2 separate regions of the Homo sapiens genome follow, and region 2 is linked to region 1. A link is an interaction called in ENCODE POLR2A ChIA-PET data of the cell type or tissue named here. Cell type or tissue: Panc1. All regions are shown on one strand.

The links. ChIA-PET counts read pairs that join two places held together with the same protein. Peaks named below come from ENCODE experiments on the same cell type or tissue, not always from the same donor. Only the 100,000 strongest peaks of a DNase experiment are listed, where the experiment ranks them.
Region 2: POLR2A ChIA-PET joins it to region 1 with 11 read pairs; 2 of 35 experiments call an interaction of 5 or more read pairs at or near these places.

Annotation. Positions count from the first base shown.
Region 1 is chr1:83,896,543-83,904,542 of GRCh38, reverse strand. TTLL7 (tubulin tyrosine ligase like 7) reads left to right here. Exons shown (of 21, transcript NM_024686.6): 18 at 384-464. Among named protein-coding and RNA genes, the nearest start is that of LINC01725, 40 kb to the right of the region's middle. In Panc1, no CTCF peak of the experiment used is centred here; DNase peaks (open chromatin) are centred at 2,822 and 3,812.
Region 2 is chr1:84,058,760-84,066,759 of GRCh38, reverse strand. No RefSeq gene overlaps it. Among named protein-coding and RNA genes, the nearest start is that of TTLL7, 64 kb to the right of the region's middle. In Panc1, no CTCF peak of the experiment used is centred here; no DNase peak of the experiment used is centred here; H3K27me3 peaks cover 615 bases.

The sequences.
Region 1 (8,000 bases):
GTGCCTCAGCCACCCAAATAGCTGGGATTACAGGCATGCACTACCACACCCAGCTAATTTTTACATTTTTCTTAGAGACAGGGTTTTGCCATATTGGCCAGGCTGGTCTTGAACTCCTGGCCTCAAGTGATCTGCCTGCCTCAGCCTCCCAAAGTGCTGGAATTACAGGTGTGGGCCACAGAGATTGTATTCTTAATACAACTAGAATAGAAAGCTTTGGATGTAGATGGTTTCTTTAATTTGTATTAGAAATCTTTGCACATGTGTTTTTATGAAAGTTGGCATTATTTGTTGCAAGTATATTATAGTGCTTTCATTACACAAATTAATTTAAAAAATGGGTTTCAACCTGTAAATTTCTTAATGTTCCTCCTTCCAAACAGATCATTGATAACTGGAAGTATCATAAAACCAAAGTGGCTTCATATTGGCTCATAAAATTGGACTCTGTAAAACAACGAAAAGTGAGTAATGCTCAAAACAAGTTTTTTCCCTCTTGGATTATGTATTAAGCTAGGATCATTAAGCCAAATTCATAGACAGACTGTATATTTGCTCATTTGTTTACTCATTTCTTCAACAAACACTTATTAAGTATCTATTATGTGTCAGGCACTCTTCTAGGTTCTGAGGATACAAAAGTGAATTTTTAAAAATCCATGCTTTCATAGAACTTACATTCTAGTTAAGATGTCTGATAATAAATAAATGCATAATAGAATGTAAGGTAGTACAGTCAGCCTTCTATGTCTGTGGGTTTCGCATCCATGGATGCAACCAACCAGGGATTGAACGTGTTTGGAAAAAAAAGGATGGCTGTGTCTGTACTGAACATATACAGACTTTTTTTCCCTTGTCATTATCCCTAAACAATACAACAGTGTAACAACTATTTACATAAAATTTACATTGTATTAGATATTATAAGTAATTATAAGTAATCTAGAGATGATTTAAAATATACAGGTGGATGTGCATAGGTTATATGCAAATATTCCACCATTTTATATCATGGACTTGAGCATCCATGGATTTTGCTATCTGGGAGTGGGGGTCCTGACGCCAGTCCTCACAGGTGGAGAGGGATGACTGTACTAAGTACTATGAAGAAAAATAAATTGAGATAAAAAAATAGAGGGAAGGTAGTATTTGAGCAGAGACTTAAATGAGAATCATGCTATACAGATATCTTCAGAGACAATGTTTCAGGCAGAGGGAAGAACAAATACAGAGATGCTGAGGTAGAAATTAGTTTGATGGGTATATGAAGCAGAGCAAGGCACCATTTTATTTATATATTTATAGGATAGTCTGTTTTAGCTGGAAAATGGTGAGTGATGGGGTCTTGGTAAGAGATAAGGTTGGACAGATAGGGAGGACCTAGGTCACAACTTTGTAGGCTATGGAAAGATACTGGGTTTTATTTCAGTTGATGAGGAACCACGGGAAATTTTGAGTAAAGAAGTTACATAGCCTGTTAGAATTTAAGAGAATCATGAGAACTACTTGTGAAGAATAGAACCGGGGGAGTGGGAATTTGGCAGAATAGAAATAGGGACCAGCTAGAAGGTTTTTAGGGTAACCGAGGCAAGAGCTAATGGGTGCTTAGCTAGGGTGGTAACTGAATGGATGGATGCTGGAGAAAGAGGGGGAGGGTTTTGCTGTTTCTGTTGTTTCATTTTATTTTTATTTTGACCATGTTGATGTTGATATATTGATTGGACATCCAAGTGAAAATGTTGAGTGTGTAGTTGTATAAGAGTTTTGAGTTTAGGGCTAAGATTGTGTATGGTGAACAAAAATTTAGGAGTCTCTAAGATATTTAAGGTGTCAACTAGATGAAACTACCTCGAGTTTCAAGGACTGAGGCCTGAGCCACTCCTACATGTAGAAATCAGAGAGATGGGGAGAATCTATCAAAGGGGACTGAGAAGGAGCAGCCAGTAAAATGTGAAAAAACCATGAGAACTGGGTGTCCTTGAAGCCAAGAAAAGAAATTATTTTAAGGACAGAGTAATCAATTGTGTCACATATTGCTGACAGAGGTTGTAAGCTGAGCACTAAGAACTGACTGTAATTTTTGGCAATGTGGATGTTAGCGATGACCCCAATCATAAATTTAGAGGGGTGGTGGGGAGTAAAACTTGGAATATGTACAAGAAGAAGAAAAGTGGAAAGCAAAACACCACAGTTACTACAGGCACTTTTTCAAGGAATTTTGCTATAGAGGGGAAAGGGAAATGTGGTGGTGGTAGATGGAGAGAAATGTGGGCCAACAAGAAGGTTTTTGTTTTTTTTTAAGATGAAGATGTTTTCAGTTTGTATGATGATGAGAATGATTTAGAAGAGAGGAATGGCCCAGGAAAGAGAGGTGTTAAAAAGTTCTTGAGTAAGTAAGCTGTGAGAGGGGGAGGGTTTTCCTAATCAAGAGCATTTATTCTAACAGGGGGGAAGGCAGGTGCATGGGAATGTGGTGGGAAGATGGGAAAGTTTTCTTCTGGTGGGGAGGGCTTCTGGAGATTTGGGGAGAGAGTATAAGGTACATAATGGTTGTCTTGGAGAGTGGAAGAGTGGAGTGGCCAGCACCATGAAGGGCCCATCAACTGCACTGTAACATTGTTTTCTGGGAGATAGACTATTTTAGTAGTGGAGTGAAGTTGTCGAATTCCTTCAGTAATACAAACTATCACTTGCCCTTTCTAGGAATTGTCATGAATAAGCTGAAACTTGATGCTGATTACATGATGACTCTTAAATTATATACTTTTATCTGAGTAAGCTGAACTCACTGTTGCACATTAACTCATTCAGCAAATATTTGCTTAGTGTCCTGCCATGTGCCACGTAGAGTACACTGTTGAGGAGGGTGTAGTAAAGCTGGTGACAGAGGCAGATTGCAAAACACATGAGAAGCCCTGAATATGTTTTCAAGTCGCTGACTTTGGCTTCGATTAATGGAAATATGGAATTTTTATTAGAATTGGAACCCTGAATTTCCTTAAGTCCATATAATTTTTGTAATCTAGAAGAGAGAGAAGTGTAGGTAAGTTGCTAATTTAAAAAAGTAGAGAGTACGATATTAATAATACAGGATAAATGTGGTATTTCAAACCAATAGAGAAAAGATGATTTTTCCACTAAGTGGTACTGAAGCAATTATCTATTTGTAAGAAAACTAAGTTGGAGCCTTAATTCTCACTATATAAAAACAAACTTCATATAATTGCAGCTTTCTATGTAAAAAAGAAAATATTAAAAATTTAAAAGAAAATACAGAAGGATAAGTTTATAATCTTAGGAAAAGATCAGCAGATTTGATTACATAAAATCTTATGAAAGGTAAAAGATATCTTAAAAGGCAGAAGTTGAGAGGGCAATTGGGTGGGGGATAGAGGAGGAGTTTGAGGAAGACAGATAAGTGTAGCACATAAAATGACAAGTAACACTAGTGAACCAATACCTTCTGCAAATCAATCAACAAAAGAAACTTGCCTATAAATGTTGACAAATAAAATGGCAAAGCATATAGAAAGACCATGAAAAGACAACTTATGGATTTCAGATAGCCATTTAACATGTAAATAGATCCTTGACCTTACTAATGAAGAGGAAAAAACAAGTAAAAAACATCATATGAGCAAAAATTAGTAAGACACATAATATCCAGTGATGGAAATAGTATGGGTAAAAGGGCCTTTGCTATGCTATTAGACAGAAAGATAGTACATTGGTACAAGTCTTTAGAAAAGTAATTTGTAGTATCTATTAAAATGACATGTTCATAATGTTATGAGTCAGCAAAACCACTTCCAGCATTCCATCCTACAGAATAATTGCCTGAACGTGTAAAAGATTTTTGTACATAAGCATTCATCACAGTGATAAGGCATCTCCATGGAAAGGGCTTGTGAAGTAATGGTGCTGTGCGTTTGTTTTGTGTTGAGGTAGGAATAAGGGAAAGAGGCAGAGAGTGTCTCTCCCTGACCCCAGGACCTTGCTTCGGCTGTCCTTGCTGACTAGAATCCCTTCTTTACAATCTCACACACCACATATTTTGAAGGTCCAGCTCCATCTCCTTCACAAAGCATCTGGAGTCCCCTACAACCAGATATCTTTCTCTACTTGAATCTTCATGGCACTTTGTATTCAGCTATCTTATGATCTCCCTTGAGAAATTTATGGATAATTTTTTCCATCCCTCTAAAAAGCCAAGAGGATGGGTCTCATTTTGTAGTTAACTGCAGGAGGCTTTCTATCAATTTTTGTTAAGTTGATTCCATTCTAGACTCTTTTAATTCTAGACTCAGTAGCAAGCTAGCTGCTTCTTTCTGTAGTCTTCTTTCCTTACTAGTTAGTGATGTTTATTTGAACAGCAATAATAAGACAGTGCTATTCTGTTTTTTACATGTGATGTGAGAAGGCCTGTTAAACATTGATGGGATGATTAAATGACATGTGTGACTAATAATATTTGTGAATTGGAAGAAACAATTTCATATGTTTTAGGGTTATTATGCTCAGTTGACTTTCTACATTTAGAGGAAAAATAAATGCTTGTTTATAAATTTACTAATGAGTACATATACCAGTATATCTACTTCTTTGATACTGATTTATTCTAAGAATATTTGGTGTGAACTATTTTTATGTAATCTCTTCTTCCAGTTCTCAGATGTACAACCACCTTTAAGTATTAATCATACACCGTTATGTGGAGGGAGTGGAAGCACTAATGTGAGGGGAGGAGCTTTATTACAATTTTTATACCCTGCTACTCTTTTTTTTTGAGCTCCTTTGCTGCTGCTTCGCTGCTTCTTCCTTTGGTATAAATCAAAAGTATTGTGTTTCCTTTGTGCTTGCGATGTATTTGTGTAACGATGTATTCAGTCTTCAGGAAAAGCTTGTTAAAGTCCCACAGTTTGCACTACCCAAACGTTTACTGTCATTCTTCTACATAGACAATTTAATAGACAATTCTATAGACAATTCTATTTTTTTCGCAGAAAAATTCATATATTGAATTTTGGCTCTTAAAAGAACAGAAAGGGCTGGTCTTAACTACAGCAAGTTTATCTTGCAAAGATGCCCAATTTTATGGAGCCCTGAAAGTCGCTGAGGAATGCTACTCCTAGGCTGTGAAAGAAGTGGAAGCCCAGGATTTAAACAGGTGCAACTTGTTTGTAGCAATTTTTCTTGCTAGTCTCATGATTATTGGGGCTCCTTTTCTTCCTTCAACAGTTTTGTTCTTTAAGAGGCCTTCCCAAAACAGTCTCAAATTTCTCAGATATATAGTGAAAGGTGAGGCACATCTGGGAAAATAAGCAGAGGACAGCTTTCAGCAGCATTCATTCTGTGATGACATTCTTCCCCTTATTCAGGTAATTTAAGACCCCTTACCCATGAGTAACTACTTTAATATAAGGAGCTTTATATTAAAACTTTACTATAAAGTTTTATAAAACTTTCCATTTTTATAAAGTTAACCCTGCCAAAATTTGTAGGTTCTTTTATCTATATTCACAAAAAGAAGCCTAACAAATATACACATCATGAATACAAATCATCAAGCCAGCCAGCAGTGCAAACCAGCCAGCAACAGAGGTATTGAACTCTAATGTAAACATATTCTCATTGGGATTTTTTAAAAAAAATTTTTTCTACTTAGTAAGTAGCATTAGAATTAATTATGTGAAATACTTAAAATTTACCCCAGACAGGAATAAGAGAAAAATATAGAGGTAATTTTGGAAGTAATCATTGGAACAAATTTAAATGTGTTTAGCTGATTTATTTATATACATATATTTAATATATAATTTTTTTCTCCACCTCTTCCCTACCTGAAGTTTATTTCTGATAAAATCAGAGGTAAAGTGATCAGACAGTGACTGACTGAATTATTTTTTTTTGCCTGACAATATAAGAGCTAATATAATAATGAGTCAAAGTGCGTTGAAAAAATGCTTTATATGGTGAAATTAGAGAGGCAAAAGCATGTAATAGAAAGAGTTACTAGACCTCTTTTCATTACATGACATTGTAGTAGACATCTCATGAGACAGTATGGACTTGAGTTCAGTATTGCCTATGGCCTTTACCTTGGACAGGTGACTTCTCAGAACTTCTTTGAGGTTTACAACATTAAGTATTGAAGGGTCCTTGTGCTTAAGTGAGACATCATAAGGGAATGTACTCTAGCCTTAGAAGGGTTGCAGGCTGAAATTTTTTCTTTTGTACTAAGGTTCCCCATGTCAGACTGTTTCTCTGATGTATTTTATTTTACTAAGAATTCTTCATATGGGGTATTCTTTTGTATAGAATATATAAAAATGATGTATAAAAATTGTCTGTTGGCCTATAACATATTGATCATTTATTTGGCTATCAGTTAGAAACTTGTGCTATTGTCTTATAAAGCTAGAAACTGCATCCAAGAAACTAAAAGAAACCTGGAAATGTAGGTCACCTGTGGAGTGCAGAATTAGATATTACAAAAATGTATCTGTTTAGAAAGCTAAGGACTTAACTAATTTACATTAGATGCATGTTAATCAGATCCATCCTTCTTTTGGCTGTGATGTCAGTCAATAATCATTGAAAGCTTTACCAGCTTAATCTTCTGGGAGGCAGACACTAAGGTGGAATTAACAGTGAAAGTTTTTTTTTTTTTTTTTTTTAATGGAAAACACCCAAGGAAGATAATGGGGAGAGAGAGCGCAAGTAGGCAGGAAGAGCCTTAGGGCTACAATGCAGGTCTGACTCCAGTGAATGCAAGGGAGGAGGACTGGGTAGGAAGAACCTCAGACTTTAGTGGATCTCTGAGAAAGTTGTGGTCAGGCTGATGGGGAGCCCAGAACAAAGACTGGCTGTTGAAGGGATCACAGTGAGCAGAAATAGCTCTTCACTCGTATCCCAGCCATGCTTCATCCTTGGCTGGGAACTATCTTGGGAGAGTGTAAGCATGGTTTGAATATTGCAGTGGATCCCCAGTGGGGAAGCCATCAGCTAACTGCATTCTTTGAAACATGTTAATTTAAGTGGCACATCTCCATGGCTGCCACAAAGGCTGTGCGTGATACATTTTAATTTAACAAACATTTATTGATTGCCAATTTTATACAAATAATATGCTAGACACTGTTAGGGATTTTGAGAGTTGTTTACTCATTCATTTATTTGCTCACTTAATCATGCATTCAACAGATATTTATTGAGGGACTACCATGCCCCAGGCACTATTCAAGGTATGGAAGCACAAGACTCTTATTTAAGTATCTTAATTCCATTTAGAGACCATTATGGAAATATATATACCACTTTTCCTGTTCCAGGATTGAGGCATTTGTGGTTATTAGCCTGTTGTAAAGCTCCAAGATTAGAATGACATACACACAGAGTCTTTCACATGCTTTCCTTTTTTCTGTTCTTGGAAATTAAAAAAAAATTATTTGCCTTCAAATTTTCCTTAATGGATGTAAAATGTAAAGATCAAGGGTATGGGAATTAAATCCTGAAAAGAACCCTCACCAGGTGAAAATGGAAATAGTTAATCTTATTTAATGTCATGTTGTGGTAACTCCATACTTGCATAATTTAGCTTTCTGCCAAGAATGCAGTTGCTTTATATAGTTTGTGAGGAATATATATGAAGTATGAAAATATAGTCATGTTGGTGGGCTGCAAAGAATGCCAGATTTGCTGAAAAGCTTATTATCTGATGTGATACCTAAACATAAACTAAGAGTGGAGGATGAAGAGAAATAACTAATGACATTAAGGTTGTACTGTATTTGCATTTATTTTAGGGTGCTAAGAGGTCCTTGTTTATCAAGTATTACTTCTCTAAATAGCAATTTATTTTTAATACCTACTGTGGCTGCTTCTGCATGCATTTTGATGATACTATTTTCCGTCTCTGTTTTATTCAGGCTGACATAGATGCTGTTCAGAGCTGTTCGTTTTGCATCAGCAAAGATGCCTTTACCCTATAGCCATCGCTG
Region 2 (8,000 bases), 160 kb before region 1:
GTTAAGTGGATTTGTTAAATCGTCTGAGAAAAAAACAGGACTGAAACCAAGGCTCTAGATTCCCAAGCCAGTGTTTCACTGAACTTCACACAGATGTGTTAGAGGGTCTTACCACTATAACTCATGATTATTTGGAAACACAGAAAGGATAAAGAAGGAAACTCAAGTTTAATTTCTTTTAAAAATTATGTTAAATAATTATTCAGGGTCTAATTAAAGAGAATGAATTCAAATATAATTTCTTAGTTTTTCTGACCTATAAGTTGAAGTTGCTATTTAAATACTATCTGTTGGATATGGCAGAACCACTGCAGAACATTAAGGTGATTTTTACTTTTTTATTTCCAAACATTTTATTATATACTACTTATAACCACATGTATTCTCTAAGAAACAATGACTCTTGCTAAATAAAAGCCATTTGTTTTATCAGTAACTATGCAAGTGTAGGAGTGGCTAGAGAGCTGAAATGGTCTGTTTAATTAAAGGAGAATTCAAAATTAAGAGTAATCTGGAAAGAAGGGAGATAGAAAGGGAAAATTAGTAAGATTGAAGGAGTCAGGAGCAGCTATTGCAGATAAAGGATCTAACAATTGATTCTGAGTTGTTTCCTATGTATCACTTAAGGTAGCCCCCAAATCTTCAATTAAAGTTTTGCTACAAGCAACGGCCCATCTTTGTGGTTACTCTGAAGGAAATGATAAAGTATAAAGGGCATTTTCACCTTTGACTTAAAATTATGACAGAGAAATGAATAGCTGTAAGATATTATCGAACAAAGACCAAAAACTCTTGACAGACAGGAAATCAGAAAACCAGAGAGTCTCAGAAAATATATGACCTGTATATGTAAATATAAACCTATAAGAGGTGTGTATAAAATCATGGGGAAAGTTTTGGATATAAAATCCATGTAATTGGGATTGGAATCAACTTTTTGTAGAGTTAAGTAGCTGAATGGCCCCAGCTGACCTCTGGGCTACAAAATCACAACCTCACCACCAACAATTGTAATTGTAACTAAAATTTACAAAAGCTTATCTTATCTACCAGGCTCTGCACTAAAACCCTTTAAATATATTACTTCACATAATTCGCACAACAATTGACTGTTTTGTGAATTATATGAAGTAATATATCTAAAGACCTGTTATATTCCCATTTCACAAAATGAAGATCAGACAGATACAGGTAATATAACTTGCCCAAATTTTTATACCTAGGAAATCAAGAACCATATATACTTCATTTCAACCCAGATCTGTCTCATTCCAGAACAATAACCAGTAAAACCAGTGTTTCCAAAAGTCTAGTTTAACCAATCTGAAAAGTGGTTTTAATTTGTGTGCTGAAAAAAATGTGTATAAAATTTTATATGTTTGAGAGCCACTTATGTGACATTTCTCTCCATTACTTTTATCCACTTCTGTATTGAGTTGTTAACATTTTTCTTACTGATTCCTAGGGGCTCTGCATATTTGCTAAATCCTAACTTTTTCTAGCCTGTATATGTGGCAATTATCTTCTCCCCATTCATGGTGTATTAATCAGTGTTCTCTAAGAGAAACAGAACCAGTAGGATATATGGAAGGGGATTTATTAAGGGAAATTGGCTCATGGTATCACCAAGGAGAAGAGAATCCAGTAGTGGCTCAGTCCATGTTCAGGAACCCCAGAACCAGGGAAGCTGACAGTCCAGCTTCCCAGTCAGGCACCAGAGCCCTGGGAAACCTCTGGTGCAAGTTGCTGAGTCCAAAAGCTGAAAAACTTGGAGTCTTGTGTCCAAAGGCAGAAGGAGAACAAGTATCCTGCTCCAGGAAAGGAGTGTCGGGGGAGGAGAAAGGGATGGAGGGAAAGAGAGAAGAGGGAGGGAGATAGAGAGAATCACCAATCACCTCTTTTTTCCCCTGTTTTTTCTCATCCCTAGGCCCCCAACTGATCGTACGGTGCCTGCCCACATTGAGAGTGGGTCTTCTTCTGTCAGTCCACTGACTCACAGGTTAATCTCTTCTGGAAACACCCTCACAGACACATCCAGAAGCATCCCCCAGTTCAGTCGAGTTGACACCTGAAATAAACCATCACATATGGTTAGACTTTTTATTTCCTTTCTAGTATTTCTGAAGTATTTAATATTTTATCAGCTTTATTAAAGATAGTTGACATATTTAAGTGTGCAATAATTTTTAAAATTTATGTACACACAAAACCATCAGTACAATTACAATAATGAATATATTCATCACCTTAAAAAGTTTCCTCTTGCTCCTTTGTAATCTTTCCCTCATGCCCCTCCTTGCCCACCAAGTCCTAGTCAATGATGTGCCTGCTTTCTGTCACTATAGTTTAGCTTGCATTTCATTGAATTTAAATGATGGGCTCAAGCAGTATGTATTCTTATTTGGTATGGCTTCTTTCACTCTGCATAATTATTTTTAGATTAATCCATGTTGTTTCACATATCAAGAGTTCACTGGTTTTTATTGTTGAGTAGTATTTCATTGTATGGCTATGTGTACACATTCACCTGCTGATCAATATTTACAATATTTCCAATTTTGGCTATTACAGTAAAGCTACTGTGAGTATTCGTATACAGGTCTTTGTACGATTTTATGCTTTCATTTAACTTGGGTGAATCCTAGGAGTAGAATGGCTGGATCATATGAGACATATATGTTTAATTTTTAAAGAAATTGCCAAGCTGTTTTTCTAAGATAGTCTAACATTTTACATTCCCAACAGTATGAGGGTTCTAATTGTTCCACACTCTCACCAGTACTTTAGTATGATCAATCCTTTTAATTTTTAATTTTAGATATTCTAACAAATGTGTAATAGTATTCTATTATGGTAATAATTTACATTTAGCTAATGATAGTAATCTTGAGCATCTTTTTCTGTGCCTACTTGCCATCCATGCATCTTTTTTTGGTGAAATATCTATTCAAACATTTTGCCCACTTTTATTGGGTTCTCTATTTTTATTATTGCATTTTGAGAGTTCTTTATTCTGAATACAGTTATTTTATCAGATGTTATTTGCAAACATATTCATTTAATCTGTGGTTTATCTTTCATTCTACTAATACTGTCCGTCAAAGAACAGAAGTTCTTAATTTTAACGAAATTCAATTTATCATTTTTTTTCTTTTTTGGATCATGATTTTGCTGTCATATCTAACAAATTTTTGCTTAGCACTAGGGCACAAACTCCAAGTACAGATGGCTTCACTAGTGAATTCTACCAAATATTTAAGAATAAAATAATACCAATTCTACACAAAGTCTTCCCCAAAATTAAAGATGGGGATATACATCTTAACTTATGCTATGGCACCAACATTACTCTGTTACCAACACCAGACAAAGATGTTACAAGAAAGAAATCTACAGGCTGGGCACAGTGGCTGACGCCTGTAATCCCAACACTTTGGGAGGAGAAGGCAGGTGGATCACCTGAGGTCAGGAGTTCAAGACCAGCCTGGCCGACATGGCGAAACCCCATCTCTACTAAAATACAAAAAAAAAAAAAAAATTAGCCAGGCATGGTGGCAGGCACCTGTAATCCCAACAACTCAGGAGGCTGAGGCAGGAGAATCACTTGAACCCGGGAGGCGGAGGTTGCAGTGAGCCAAGATCGCGCCATTGGACTCCAGTCTGGGCGACAAGTGAGACTCTGTCACAAAAAAAAAAAAAAAAAAAAAAAAGAAATCTACAAACCAGTATCAATTACTAGCATACATGCAAAAATTCTAAATGAAATGGTAACACATTAAATCCAATAACATATAAAAGGGATAATACATCATTGCCAAGTGGGGCTTATATCAGAAATGCAAGATTATCTTAACATTTGAAAAGCAATCAGTGTATTATAATTTACCATATTAACAGAGTAAAATGTTGAAATCATAATCATCCCAATAGATGCAGAAAATCATTTCACAAAATCCAATTTCATTTCTGATTTTAAAACAACTTTCATCTAGGAATAGAAGGGAACTTCTTCATCCAAATGTATGACATCTACCTAAACCCTTAGGCTAACAAGTGTTGAAACATCAAATTCTTTCTTCCTGAGATCAGAAACATGATAAGAGTGATTGCTTTCACCACTTCTATTTAACATTTTACTGAAAGTTCTAGTCTGTGCATTAAAATTTTTAAAGTTCAACTTACAGTAGCATCAAGTATATTAAATACTTAGGAATAAATGTGACAAAAGAGGTTCAAGACCTGTAAACGTAAAACTATAAAATATTGCTGTGAGAAGTTAACACGGTGGCGTGGTGCCTCATGCCTGTAATCCCAGAACTTTGAGAGGCCAAGGTGGGTGGATCACCTGAGGTCAGGAGTTTGAGGCCAGCCTGGCCAACATGGTGAAACCCCATCTCTACTAAAAATACAAAAATTAGTTGGGCATGGTGGCACATGCCTGTAATCCCAGTTACTCAGGAGGCTGAGGCAGGAGAATTGCTTGAACCCTGGAGGGGGAGGTTGCAGTGAGCCGAGATCGCGCCATTGCACTCCAGCCTGGCGACAGAGTGAGACTCCGTCTCAAAAAAAAAAAAAAAAAAGTTAAGGAAGAGCTAAGTTAATGAAGTGATAAGCCATGTTCATGCATCAGAAGACTCAATTTTGTTATGATGTCACTTCCTCCTAAAATTTATCTACAGATTCAATGGATTCCCAAGCAAAATTACATCACCTTTTTTTTTTCATTGACAAGCTGATTCTAACATTCACATGGAAGTGCAAAGGATTTAGAAAGAATAGCTAACACAACTCTGAAAAAGAAAAAGCAAGTTGTAACATATACACTGCCTGATTTAAAGACTTATGATAAAGCTTCACTAATTAAGATAGTATGATTTTGGTGTAAAGACAGACATGTAGTCAGAAATAGACCCATACGTATACTTTCAGTTGATTCTTGACAAAGGTGCAAAAGGTTCAAAGGTACATTTTGAGTGAAGAAAGGAATATCTTTGAAACAAACTGCTGTAACAGTGGATATCCATCTTTTAAAAAGAACTTTGATCCATACCTCATGCAAAATACAAAAGTTAACTCAAAATGTATCATATTCCTAATGAAAACCTACAGCTGTAAGAGATTTTTTAGTTAGATTTTGTTATTAATTTCTACCATTGTTGCGCTGTTGTCAGAGTACATTTCCTGTGTTATCTCATTCTTCCAATTTGTTTAGACATGCTCTATGACCAAGTTAAATGGTCAAATCTTATACCTGTCACAAGTCAGCATGAATGAAAAGAATGTGTGTTCTGCAGTTATTTCGTTGTGTTTCATATATGTCTATTAAGTTAAATTTGTTAATCATGTTCAAGTGTTGTATAAGCTTACTGATTTTTGGATACTTAATCTAGCAAATACTGATGGAGGGTAATAAAATCTCCCACTACAGGATGATGGATTTGTTGATTTTTCTTTGTAATTTTCCCAATATTTGCTTTCTATATTTTTAAGATAATGTTACTAGAAGCATCATGTGATAGAGTTGACCTCATTCATTCATTTAGCTACATTTCCTGAGCTTGTGTGATCTGCCAGTTCAGTCTAAGAGAAGAGGCAGATAAGCAAACTCTATCTAATGCAGTGTGTGTTTCTAATGCACAGTGTTATAAGTATACAATGGTTTTTGTGAAATCACTGAGAAGGAGGGTATTTAACTCTGACTTTGGGAAAAACTGCTCAGAAAAAGGATTGCTACACTTGAGCATTGAAGTGGAAGTGGAAGTTGGCCAGAGGGCTTGAGAGATGGGGACAAACATGTGAAGCAGAACATGCATTTGAGCCTATACAGAGGCAGTGAAATGTGAGTGTGGTCACGTCAATCAGGGAAATGTAAATACTCCAATATGGGAGGATCGTTATGGGGAAATGGGAAAAGATGTAGATGCTGAAGTAGAAAATAACTGGATTAAAGGGGGCTTGTACCTATCCTAATGTGTTTTTATTTTATCCTGACGGTGAAAGGGAGCTATTGAAGGATTCTACAGAGGAATGAGTGATTTGTGTTCTAAAAATAACTCAGTACCAGGGTAAACAATGAATTTTAAAAGCTCAAGACTAAAGACACTGCCAGTTGCGTTCCCAAAGTCCATTTTTTCTCTTCCTTCTTACCAACAAAAGCACAGTTTTGTTTGGGTTTATATTGTTTTTAAAAAGTGTTGCTTCCATGGCTCCCTTACAGCTCAGGGTGAATATGTGATCAATTTGAGCAAGAAGATGTAAGCTAAGGATTTATTTAAAAATTTTCAATTTTCTGGTGTAGGTACTTCTCCTTCCTACCTATCTTTCCACTTTTTTTTTTTTTTTTTTTTTTTTGCCTGGATACAAGGACAAAACCACTTTCTCCACATAGGAGATCAGAAAGATAGAGAAGCCTAGTTTTTGATGACATTGTTGAATCTCTGAAATACATAATCCCCTTTTAAGCTTCTGTTGGTTAGGTTTCATGTTATTTTCAGCTACTGAACACAATCCTAAATAATACACAGTAAACATTTGTCTTCCATATTTCAAATTCTACATTGATGATAGCATAGAATGACACATGCTTCCTTAGAAAATCACCCTTCCTTAGATATCCTTAGATATTTTCCCCCATGTTGCTCTTTCCATCATCCGGTCTTATCAATCCTGTCTCCTTAACAATAGTGTCTATTCTTTGTGGACAACATAGAGTCTTACATATTTTATAACACAAAGTAGGTACTCTAAATGTGAACTGTACTATTCCTCCTTTCCCCTCTATTTGTATAATACATTTGGATAACAATTTGGCAACCTGTATAAAGCAATTGTTTTTTCTTCCTGTAAATAAGAAAATAAGTATGTGATAAAATTGAAAGAAAAAAATTCAACTGGAAAAACTGAAAATAGATCAGCTAATACAAAAAATGTGGTATTCTTTTCTTTAATTTTTAAGTAAATTATCAGTTTTTCTGAGATTAAAAGTTCATCTCTAAGAGCCTTCTTGTTTCCAAAACAAGTCTGCTTCACTATACAGCCAAAAGAATAAAAAAGCAGCTATAGTCTCCCTGTTGATTAGACTATTAGATTTAACTAGTCTTGTTACTAATATTCATAAGGCCTGTGAAATACATATTATACTAGCTAACCAGTAAGAAAAAAGTTAGATGATTGTTTCATTTCTTGTACCAAAATTAATTCCAAAAGTATTACAGATATACATGCAATAAGTAAAATCCTGGAAGTGTTGTAAGAAAACATAAGTAAATTTTTTATAATGATAGAGTAGAGAAAAATTTTCTAAAAGTGTAACACAAAACTGGAAACCATAAAATAAAAAAGCATATATATGCCTATGTGGCAAAAAGAAAAAAAAAAAAAAAGGAAGGAAAAAGAAAAGCCAGCCAAAAAATTACAAAAGATTAGTCAAAGATCTAATATTATTTAAATATAAATAACACCTACAAATCTTATTTACAAGTAAGATGAAAAGTGGTAAAGAAAATTAGCAGTCAACCCCAAAACAGCCAAAAAATACTTGAAAAGAAATTCAGATTTATACATGCAAAATAAAATAATAATAGGATAAGATTCTCTACATATCTGATTCATAACTACCATAAAGAATGATAACACTTTATCTAAGACTTGTTAATATATGTGTTAAAAGGTATTTTTATATTGTATGGAAGAGAGGATTAATTTGTATGATTCACTTGGAGAACAATTTGACATCCTATTTCTATCAATGTATTATAAAAAGGTGGAAAGCAAAAATAATGAGTTAATAAATATAACATAGAAAAACAAATCAGGGTGGTCTCTTCACATGGACGCGCGTGAAATTTGGTGCCGTGACTCAGATCGGGGGACCTCCCTTGGGAGATCAATCCCCCGTCCTCCTGCTCTTTGCTCCGTGAGAAAGATCAACCTACGACCTCAGGTCTTCAGACCGACCAGCCCAAGAAACATCTCACCAATTTCAAATCCGCCACATCTCC